Linked DNA regions of Homo sapiens: region 1 is linked to region 2. Evidence: read pairs that join two places in POLR2A ChIA-PET (ENCODE). Cell type or tissue: Caco-2. All regions are shown on one strand. Links, peaks and the distances in the headings refer to the core of each region. The heading gives the core; the rest is flanking DNA.

Region 1 (5,362 bases), core at 89-5,088, 100 kb after region 2:
TTCAGATGCTCCAGTCTGTCCCGTTGATGTGTCTGTTGTTCACAGGCGAGGGCTGTGCTGCTTAAATTATTACAGATTTCTTTAAGATGTCGATGCCAGATGGGCTGGTCCTCTTTTGTATTATTCCCCCAGAATTTTCCTGGCTCTCTTTGCTTATTTCATTGTTCAGTGAACTGTAGAATCGACTTATCCGTTTAACCTAAACAATTCAGTTGGTGTTTTTACTGGAACTGCATTCGCTTTATAGATATACTCGGGAACAGATGATGTCTTCATGATGTTGAATCTTCTCATCCAAAAACACAGCCATCCTGCCTTTTGTTCACAGGGCCTGTTGTGGCCCTCAGTACAGTGTGGGGATGGTCTCTTCCTACAGACCCACTCGGTTCTCCTTCATCCCTACGTATGTCCTCTTTTTTGTTGCTATTATAAGTGAGGTGTTTTCTCTCATTACAGCTTCTACCTCATTATTTTCACACTGGCCGTGACCGCTGTGTATGACTTTTGTACCCAGTTTTCTTTCTCAATTATCTTCTTTGTGGTTTTCTTGGATTTTCCAGGTTTACAGTGACATCACCTGCAAATAAACACTTCACCTTCGGCTTTTCAGTCTTGATCACTCAAATTTCTTTTTCTTGTCTAATGGTGTTGGTGAATACTCCAGAATTTTGTCAGAGAACAGTGGCAGTAGCAGATACTCTCATTTTCTTCTTGGCCTAACAGAAGTGCTTCTAGCATTTGACCATTAAAGTGCTGTCCTGGAAGCGGAGACAGGTGCATTTTGTCATGTGGTAGTGAAGTCCATCCACTCTTCTTTTATTAGATTTAAAACACCAAGAATGCACATTAAACAAGCTCTAGTGCTGTTATGGACATAATGAAATGACTGTGCGTCTTGGAGCTATTAATTGTAGGATATCCCTAAATACTGGATGATTGCTGCATCCGTCGAAAATCTGACGTGGTCGCTGAATTCTCGTTATCCATGCCATGTGCTGCAGAGCTCAGCTTGCTGACATTTTGTTTTGGATTTCGCACTGATGCTTCTAAATAAGACTGTCACAGTTTTCTTTATAGTGTTTGGAACCTCAGTTTGCTTTGTTCAAAAGATAATTTGAGTTTAAATAGCAGCAGTGTCCTCTGCCCCACAGGGTTGGATTTCCCATAAAACCTGAGTCTAGTGTTTTGGGGTCCAGGGCTTAAGAAAGTTTTCTGTCTCTTCCATACAGTTGGCCTGTGGGGGTCTCTGGCTTTTCCTCGGTGATTTCTGCAGCGCCCCCCACACCCCGTTAGAACCCAGAGTTGGGCAGGGGAGGGCTGGGGGTGAGGTTGGTTGGAACTGGCTTCACAGGCTTGGCTCTGCCATTCTCTAGCTCTGCAGACCCCTGCTGTGGGTTCTCCCAGACCCTCCCAGGGTGAGCAGTGAGGGTGCTGGGGCTGCCCCTGCTCCTTTAATGGAGGTGTCTCCATGTCGGTCTGGGTCTGAATGCCCAGAGGGCTGGGAGGGCTGGCTGTGACCCAGAGGGGCCACAGGAGGGGTGGCAAGCGTGACCTTGTCAGGCCCTACCCGCTGCCTGTGTCTCCAGGGAGAGCCCGGGCCACCCGGACAGATGGGACCAGAAGGTCCTGGAGGCCAGCAGGGCTCGCCGGGGACCCAGGGCCGTGCAGTCCAGGGGCCTGTGGTAGGTGTCACTCCTTCCCTGCCCTCCTGCCCTGTGCCCCCTCCGCTTCGCTGTCCAGCCCATCTTCCCCCTCCAGGGTCCACCAGGGGTCAAAGGAGAGAAGGGAGACCATGGGCTTCCAGGCTTGCAGGTAGTGTGGCTGGGGCCAGGGGGCCACAGGGGTTGGTGGGGGTGGGGGAAGGACAGGGATGGAGATGGGGAGTGCCTGGGGGGCACAGGGGTTGGGGGTGAGGCCTCACAGGCAGGGCCACCTCTGGATGTGACCCTGGCCCCTGCCTGGCCGGCCCCTCTGTTCTCTCCCAGGGCCACCCCGGCCACCAGGGCATCCCCGGGAGAGTTGGCCTCCAGGGACCAAAGGTGCCGGCTCTGGGCTTGGAGGGTTCTGTCAGGGTGGTAGAGACTGGCCTGGGGACGGGGGGCCTTGGAGATGGAGGCTGTGGGGTAGGGAGGGGGAGGTGCTTTCTCCTGGGCTCCTGCCTCACCTGCTGCACCACCCCCTTCAGCCTGTGGCCTGGCCAGAAGGCTGGAGAGCTCCAGCCCACCCCAGGCAGGAGCTGTCACTGAGGCAGGGTGGGTGGGGGAGTGGCTGGGTAGGAGCCTGGCAGCCTCAGCTGCCTCACCTTTGCTGCTTGGGTTACAGGGTGTGTTGGGTGCTGCTGGGGGGCTGTCACCATGGGAGGGCTGGGTACAGGTACAAACCCCACCCAGCTTGCGCCTTCCTTTGCCATCAGGGAATGAGAGGCCTGGAGGGAACTGCTGGCCTGCCTGGACCCCCTGGCCCCAGGGTAGGCACCGACCTCCCATGACCCCGACCCCCACCCAGGGTTCCTGTGTTCCAGGGGTCAGGCAGAGGCCAGTCTGAACACCAGCTGCCACCCCTAGGTTACCCCAGGAAGTGCCTGGGAGGGCCTCACTTCTGCTGGAACTTTCTGCAGGGCCCTGTGGGTGGGTGAGCGTCTGCCCAGGAGCACTGCATGCTCCCAAGTGAGGGCTCTGTGCTGAGGACTCAGTTCCTGGGAGACCTTGGAGGGGGGTCTCCTGGCATCGGCCTCGGGCTGAGTGCTGGGCAGGCCAGGTTGCCTCCCTGCAAGCGCCACTTTAGGGGAAGCCCAACTTGCAGTCACACTGGAGCAGCTGGCACAGCTGGGGACGTTTAGAGCAGCGTGCTGACAGTGCTGGAGGAGGGGTGCAGGGCATGGGGAGCCAGGGCCTGGAGGCAGGGGAGGCACCACCTGCCGGAGGAATGGCCTGAAGGAGGCTGGGGCCAGCCAGGCATCCACCGCCCTTGTCAGGTCAGGGGGCCCCTGGGACATCTGGGAACCAGGGCTGAAGTGGGAGCAGATTTGCTGGGGGCCCAAGCCAAACCCTGACTTCTGTGTCTATGCAGGGGTTCCAGGGCATGGCAGGGGCCAGGGGCACTAGTGGAGAGCGAGGACCTCCAGGGACCGTGGGGCCCACAGTAAGTGCATTTCCAACACCCACCAGCCAACCAAAGGTGGGGGAGCGAAGGGTGCAAGCCCCACATGCAACCACTCAGGGACTTCCTACTGACAGCTCAGGGACTTCCTACTGACCACCTAGGGACTTCCTGTTGACAGCCCACAGACTTCCTGTTGACAGCTTCCTGTTTACTGGCCTGGAACTTCCTGTTGACCCCCCTAGGGACTTCCTGGTGACAGCCCATGGACTTCCTGTTGACCACCCAAGGACTTCCTGTCGCTCTCCCAGGGACTTCCTGTTGACTGCCAGGGACTTCCTGTTTACCACTCAGGGACTTTCTGTTGACTGCCCAGGGACTTGTGTTTACCACTCAGGGACTTCCTGTTGACGGCCCGGGGACTTCCTGTTGACCGCTCAGAGACTTCCTGTTGGCCACTCAGGGACTTCCTATTGACCACCCAGGGACTTCCTATTGACCACTCAGGGACTTCCCATTTGTTGTTGGAGGCCTGTTCTGAGCTGGGAGCTTGGTGTTGGTGCTAGTACAAGAGAGTGTAGCTAAGGGCTGGTTCTGCACCTCTCCCAACCCCACCCAGGACAGACGTGGTGGAGGGGAGGTGGTGGGGCGGCAGGCTCCATGGAGGGTAGGGGGACAGACGTGGGAGATGGGGGTGTAGTGTCCCCTGGGGGATGCCTTGGCCTTCAGCAGCTCCATGGGCCCCCCCTTAGGTGGGCTCCAGGTTCACCAAGGAGCTGGGGAGGTGGAAGAAGACAGAAGACGGCAGGGAAGTGCCAGCACAGGCCTGACCCGGGCCCGGGGCCCGGGAGGGGTCTGTTCTCTGGGCAGTGTCCCACACCCGCCATCTCCCCTAGCACAAAATCTACAGCCAGAGGCAAGTCCTTTGTGGCACAAGTTCCAGCCCCACTCAGGACTCTGCTGCAGAACCGAGCCTCTCACATGCCTGCTCTCGGGTGCAGGCGAGGACCACAGGCTCCTAGGATCTGGGAATTTGGGATGGGGCTTTCACACCGCCACTGTGGCTATCAGGCTGCCTGAGTGAGGATCCACCTCAGGGCCATCTCACACTTGTCACGTGTGGTCTCAGGCCATCTCTGCTGACTTCTTTTCTCTTCCCCTCCTCATCAGGGACTGCCAGGGCCCAAAGGGGAACGAGGAGAGAAGGTAAGTGAGGCTGAGATCTTTGGCTCACTTGGGATCTCCTGGGAAGGCACCTGCCACACGGGTCCCAAAGCTGCACCACCTTCCCTTCCAGGGCGAGCCGCAGTCCCTTGCCACCCTCTACCAGCTTGTGAGCCAGGCCTGTGAGTCTGCCATTCAGAGTGAGTGAGGCCAGCAGCCCTGCACCTGTGCCTACCACACCTGTCTGTCCTCACACTGGCCAGGCCGAGGGAGGCCGCCTTCACCCATCGTTAGCACACCTGGGCCAGGTGTCCTGGCGTGGCCTGCACAGGCCTCGCATCCCCGGGTCCCCACTGTGTCCTGCTGACACCCCTCCTCCCCACAGCACACGTGTCAAAGTTCGACTCCTTCCACGAGAACACCAGGCCCCCCATGCCCATCTTGGAGCAGAAGCTGGAGCCGGGCACTGAGCCCCTGGGGTCCCCTGGCACCCGCAGCAAGGCCCTGGTTCCTGGAGAATGGGGGCGTGGTGGCCGCCACCTTGAGGGCAGAGGTACTGGGCTCCTGGCTCTTGGGGAGGGAGTTGTGGCCGGTGGGGGCGCCGGTTGTCCCCTGGTCCTGGGGCTGGGGCTTCAATCTGTGTCAGCACAGCAGCTCCTGCTGGAGATGCCACTGTCCAGCCTCTGGGGTGCTGGGGTGAGGACACGGGGCTTCCCTGAGCCCACACAAAGCCAGTCATGGCAAAGAGGTCAGCCTCGGCCTGGCCTTCCAGGGCCCTCAAGATGACCTCTTCCCCAGTCTTCAGGAAACATGAGCTGCCTGCTTAGGGCCACACAGGAGAGCCCAGCCTACCTCCCATCCTTCCTCCCGCCCTCCCGCCCTCCTGTCCTCCTTGTCCTCCCCACTCCCGCCCTCTTATCCTCCTGGCTGCTGCTTCCTCCGCCTCTCCCCACCCAGCGCACAGTCGCAGGCTCCCGTGACCTTGTTGGTGCTCCTCCTCCTCTGAGGCAGCAGCGGTGGGTCATGACTTGGACGCTGAGATGGAGGAGAGGCTGATTCGGGGAGCTGGAGCTGGAGAGGGGCGTCCACGGGGAGAACA
Region 2 (5,362 bases), core at 288-5,287:
GAGTGCGCTGACGTGGAGTGGGCTGGCGTGGAGTGTGTGGAGTGGGCTGGCGTGGAGTGTGTGGAGTGGGCTGACATGGAGGAGTGTGTGGAGTGCGCTGATGTGGAGTGTGGGGAGTGGGCTGACGTGGAGTGTGTGGAGTGCGCTGACGTGGAGTGCGCTGACGTGCCTCCCATGATGCACGGCACTTTACAGTTTTCAAACCTTCTCTCTCTAAGCTTCTCATTGGACCATTCACCCCACAAGTGTGAACTGAGCACATACTTATTATGTGTATGGGGCGTGGGGGCACGAGGTGGCCCCTGCCCAGCAGAGCTCCTGGTGCTGGGACCTTCCATAGCCCTACAAAGGTTCATCTAGCTTCACTGAGCACCTGCTGTTCTCCACACACGGGGACAGAACAGGCCAGGTGCTGCTCCTGCAACCCAGATGGGAGGCAGAGGTAGATGGGTCACTGTAGATCTGAGCTGTGATGGAGGCAGGACAGAGAGGAGCCCAGAGACTCAGGATAGGCAGGCACTCACCAAATGAGGATGCAGGCAGGTGGGCAGGGTGCCCCAGGTGGATGGACAGCAGGAGGCAGGACACAGCAACACCTGCCTGCCCACTGGAAGGTCAGGTCCCTGAGCAGGTCCCCTCGTGTCCACTGCCGAGTGCAGGTACAGGGAAGACGGCTCAGCACGTGGAAGGAAGCTCTGCATTGCATCCAGAGAGCCGAGGGAGTTAGAGCAACTCTGGATTGCTGGAGCAGCTAAGCCTCTGAGAAGTTAATGAAAGTGTCCAGGCCGCATAGTTACTCTGGCAGCTCCCTGAGCTCTCACCTGGTCCTGAGCCCTGGCACCTGCCCTGTCCTTGGCCCTGCTCCATCGGCATGACATCCCCCAGGGGCCAGCAACCCAGCCTGAACAGTAAAGCTCCTAGCCCCGGTCCTGCTGGTCTGCAGGCCTCAGCTCCCTCCCTGCTTTTCCAGGAGTTGAAACAGGGCCTCTCCTAACTCCACTTTGCCAAGAGCCTCTTCTCCCACTGCAGAGAACTGTCATCTGCCTGTAAGTACCAGTGCCAGGTGCTCTGGGGCCGATGTCTCCGTTAGCCCCAAGGTGGAGGCTCAGGGAGCAGATGTGAGCGTGCCTTGCTCATCGCAGTAGCTTCGGACTGCAGGGATTGCAGGGACTGCAGGGATTGCAGGGATTGCAGGGATTGCAGGGACTGCAGGGATTGCAGGGACTGCAGGGACTGCAGGGACTGCAGGGACTGCAGGGACTGCAGGGATTGCAGGGATTGCAGGGATTGCAGGGACTGCAGGGATTGCAGGGACTGCAGGGACTGCAGGGATTGCAGGGACTGCAGGGACTGCAGGGACTGCAGGGATTGCAGGGATTGCAGGGACTGCAGGGACTGCATTGCTCTTGCAGCACCACCCGCCTCCGTGGACACCTTCAGCAGTGAGACAATGCAGGCTCTGCTACAAGAGGTGCTTACTGGGCTCTGCTCTGGTGAGGAGAGGCCTCGCCTGGCAGCCAGACAGAGTCCCAGCAGGGCAAGATGAAAATTCGGGGCCCTCGTTCAAACAGCAAGAGAAGGCTCTTTCCTTCCTTCCAGCGCCCCTCCCTGCACCTGTGATGGTGTTTTTATTTGTTATTTAACGTCATGTGCTCTTGGGCAAGGGGAGGGGAAACTCTCACAGGCACCTGAACCTGTCCCTGTGGCTCCATGCATGGGCCATGCCCCTGATCCCTCTGTGCCCACACCCAGGTCCCTGCTGGGATGAGGGTTGGCAGGGGTCACTGGGTGGCTAAACACCATTCCTGGGGGTGGGGGGAGGAGGGTTGTGCCAAGCCAGGCTCCCAGACCCCAAGTGCAGGCGCATGCCACCATCTCATCAGATGGCACTCACAAAACACAGATTCAGACAAAAGTGTTAATATCAAGATGGTGACGACAGCACCCTCTGGGTGTGGGGCCGCTTGGGTCACATCCTATGAGGCCAGCCCTGGGTCTGAAAGACACCAGAGGAGTCCCTGGATGCCACCAGGACTCTGGGGCTCTACCAGAGGTCTTCAAAGAGGGGGACCATGGGGACGACTCAGGCTAGAAAGTGGGGAGGAAACCATGCCAGGAGGGGGACCAGAGAGTAACCAACATGATCAGATGACACAGATAGGCACCTGCAGGCTCAGGCTTCACAGCTAGAGCTGCAGGTGGCCCAGAAAGGGAGGCCCCACAATGGCTGGATCTACCTGGGCCAGGTGCCTGGGGAGGGCCACAGGTGGGACAGGAATGAGAATGGGCAGGGCTAGCTCTGGAGAACAGGACCTGGGGTTGGGCGGTGCTACAGGGAGGCGTGCCGGGTGCTGAGTACTGTGCTAGCAAAAGACGCTGCTGATTTCATCTGCCCTTGCAAACAGCAGCCTCTCCCCAGGGGAGCACCTGTCCCAGGATGAGGAAGGCCACCTGGACTCTCCCACCCTTCCACGTGGCTTGCTAGCTGTCTTGGGTGACTCTACTGGCCTGCCCGGCATGTAGCTCCCTTCAGTTGAGTGACCACATTCCTGATATTCTTTCAGGGCGTCCCCTCCTCAACCCCTGTGGTTGGGGATGGATGCCTCACCTGGGCCTGATGCCAGTCCAGAGAGGGAGAAGCAAGTGAATGAAGATGCTTGAACACCAGGATCCAGCTGAGTCTGAAATGGTCCACTTCTGTGCTTTTGGTTGGGTGAAGCAATACATTTCATTTTTAGCTTTGAGTTTCTGTCACCTGCAGCTGAGTGTCCTGACCATAGGGACAAGCATAACATACGAACCTCGGGCCTGGCCCACAGTTCCACAGAGGAGGAGTGTGTCTGGACAGTCCAGCCCTGCTCAGATCCCTCCCTTGTTCCCAGCGCCTCTTGGACCAGGGGCTCCAGGTACCCGTGCGCTAGCCCCACACACCTCTGCACCCCTGTCTGCCTACAGTCCCCAGGATGCCAGCCACATGCACATCCCCCAGGGCCACGCTGTTCCCTCTGCCTGAAGCCGCCTGCTTCACCTCCTCTCCAAAGCTTCGTGTGGCTCCTCGAGATCTCATGCTCACCCTGGGGACACCTGGGACCACTGGGTCATCACTTGTCTGTAGGGACAGCTCCAAGGCCCCTGGTGTCACCTCTGTGCTGTCACCTGCTTTATGTCCAGCAGAGGGAGCTCTGAATCAGGAGTTAGGTCCTTGGTGTGCACCTTCCAGCTCCCCAGGGACCTGCCTCAGTTTCCCCAGCTGGGAGGCAGCATGTGGAAGGGAGCGCCAGAGGGGCTCACCCCACCTGGTGGGCATTCTGTAACTTGTGGCCTGCTGTGTCCAGCAGGTGCTGCTATTGAACCTTTGAAATTGAGAAACTGCCCTTTCAATTTTATTTAATTAAATTCCAGCAGACACACGCAGCTAGTGGCTAATGTCTTTGACGGCCAAGCTCAGACTCCAGGCACTGATACTCAACGCTGATCCTTCACACTCCCAGAAAGCTTTAATTAACACACATGTCCACCCCTCTGCCCCCCACCGACCCCCAGCAGAGAAATCAAAGTAGTCTGGGGTGGAGTTGGTGACCTACATGGTCAGGAGGCCTCTGGTTGAGCCTGAAACCTCCAGGTGAGCCTGATGGCTGCACATGTGCCTAGCACTCTGCGAGGTTGGCAAGCTCCTAAGACCTGCTCACCCACCCTGCTCCCTCTGCTGCGTGGAGCTGGGGAGTGTTCAGTGGCCCCTCTCACTCTGCGTGTGGAGCTGGGGAGTGCTCACTGGCCCCTCTCACTCTGCATGTGGAGCTGGGGAGTGCTCACTGGCCCTGCTCACTCTGCGTGTGGAGCTGGAGAGTGCAGTGTCCAGTTTGCCTCTTGCAGCCTCTTGCTTCCCCTTCCCTCTCCAGAGTCCTCCCTGTGGTCCCAGAGCTCCCTGATCTAGCCTTTCCTAAAGCTGACTCAACCACCTCCTGGATTCCCAGGCTGGAATCTGGGGCCAGAGATGGTGCATCTCATGTTTTCAAATGATGCCCAGAAGCTCACAGATAGCAGGGCTGTTCGGTGGATGTCTGGGCTCTGCAGGATTGCGGGAACAGAGGCCTGCTGCTCTCATCCTCCCGCCCTCCCCATTAATACAGGCCTTCTGTCCATCCCTGGCCCTAGGTGGCCTCTCAGCTCAACTTCACAAGCCACAGGGGCTTGGGAAGCTGCAGGAAGGAGCCAGGCACAGCTGTACTAAATAAGCTTCTCCCCACCCCTGCCCCCAACAGGCCTGGGCCAGGCATGCCAGGAAAATAAATCAGACTAACGGACCCAGGTGGGGCCACAGCCACGGGAGGTGTGGTCCAGACAGCTGCCGTGGCACTGAGGAATGCTGACCATCCAGACTGAGACCCATGGTCGGGTCAGCATCCAGCCCAGCCCAGTCCAGCAGGTGGGGAGAAGCCCGTGGTGGGGCCTGCTCTGGGCCCACGCTGGTCTTCTCAGGACGCTCCCTGCTGGCCTCTTGCAACTCTGCCTGTGGCTCTCTAGGCGCTGGCTGGGAGCCAGCGCTCACCGCAGCCAAAGCCCAGAGGGATGGACTTGCGCCAGGATGCTGGCCCCTTGGCAGGATACCTGGGGAGTCCCTGGGCTCTGGGAGGCCCTCAGCGGGGTGCCCAGGGCAGTGACCCCTCGGGAACATACCTACTGCTCATTTTTGTTTTGGGGTCTGCTCTGGAGAGCTCCACCTAAGACTCGGGGAGGAAGCTGTAAACCAAAAAGCATGAGAGGCAGGGCTCAGTCGATCGAGACGTTTATTTTGCCAAGGTTAAGGACATGCCTAGAAGAAAAGCACATGGAGTCACATGTCCTTTTAGTCTGTGGTCTGTGCCTTTCTCCAAAGATGCTTTTGAGGGCTCCACCATTTAAAGGGGGGGAAAGCAGGCTGGAGGGGCAAGAGGGAGGCCTTGGTAATCACATGCTGCAAGAGAAGAGGAGCAGGCAGGGGAATCGTCAGCTGTGTGTTCCTCTCATGCTCGGAAACCTGCACTTGTATGAAATAAGGTGAACGTCTCCTGTAGAGATGCTTCACCTGTTATCTGTAACTACCTGCTTAGGAACAAAAAGAAAGGCAGCTTCTCACATGACTTAGCTTTTAGTTTAATTTTTTTCTTGTGGCAGAGTGAATTGGGGTCCTGAGTTTGTTTTTGTTTTTGTTTTTGTTTTTGTTTTGAAACAGAGTTTCGCTCTTGTTGCCCAGGCTGGAGTGCAATGGCGTGATCTCAGCTCACCACAACCTCCGCCTCCAGGGTTCAAGCGATTCTCCTGCCTCAGCCTCCCAAGTGGCTGGGATTACAGGCATGCGCCACCACGCCTGGCTAATTTTGTA

The links. Peaks named below come from ENCODE experiments on the same cell type or tissue, not always from the same donor. Only the 100,000 strongest peaks of a DNase experiment are listed, where the experiment ranks them.
Region 1: POLR2A ChIA-PET joins it to region 2 with 6 read pairs; 2 of 35 experiments call an interaction of 5 or more read pairs at or near these places.

The regions. Positions count from the first base shown.
Region 1 is chr20:63,323,683-63,329,044 of GRCh38, forward strand. It overlaps COL20A1 (collagen type XX alpha 1 chain), which reads left to right. Exons shown (of 36, transcript NM_020882.4): 28 at 1,759-1,812; 29 at 1,986-2,039; 30 at 2,414-2,467; 31 at 3,070-3,141; 32 at 4,270-4,305; 33 at 4,397-4,445; 34 at 4,649-4,816. Among named protein-coding and RNA genes, the nearest start is that of COL20A1, 33 kb to the left of the region's middle. In Caco-2, for the core only: no CTCF peak of the experiment used is centred there; DNase peaks (open chromatin) are centred at 1,489, 2,229 and 2,359.
Region 2 is chr20:63,220,362-63,225,723 of GRCh38, forward strand. No RefSeq gene overlaps it. Among named protein-coding and RNA genes, the nearest start is that of YTHDF1, 6.9 kb to the left of the region's middle. In Caco-2, for the core only: CTCF peaks have their summits at 3,164 (motif pointing right) and 3,368 (motif pointing right); DNase peaks (open chromatin) are centred at 642, 2,075, 2,359 and 3,170.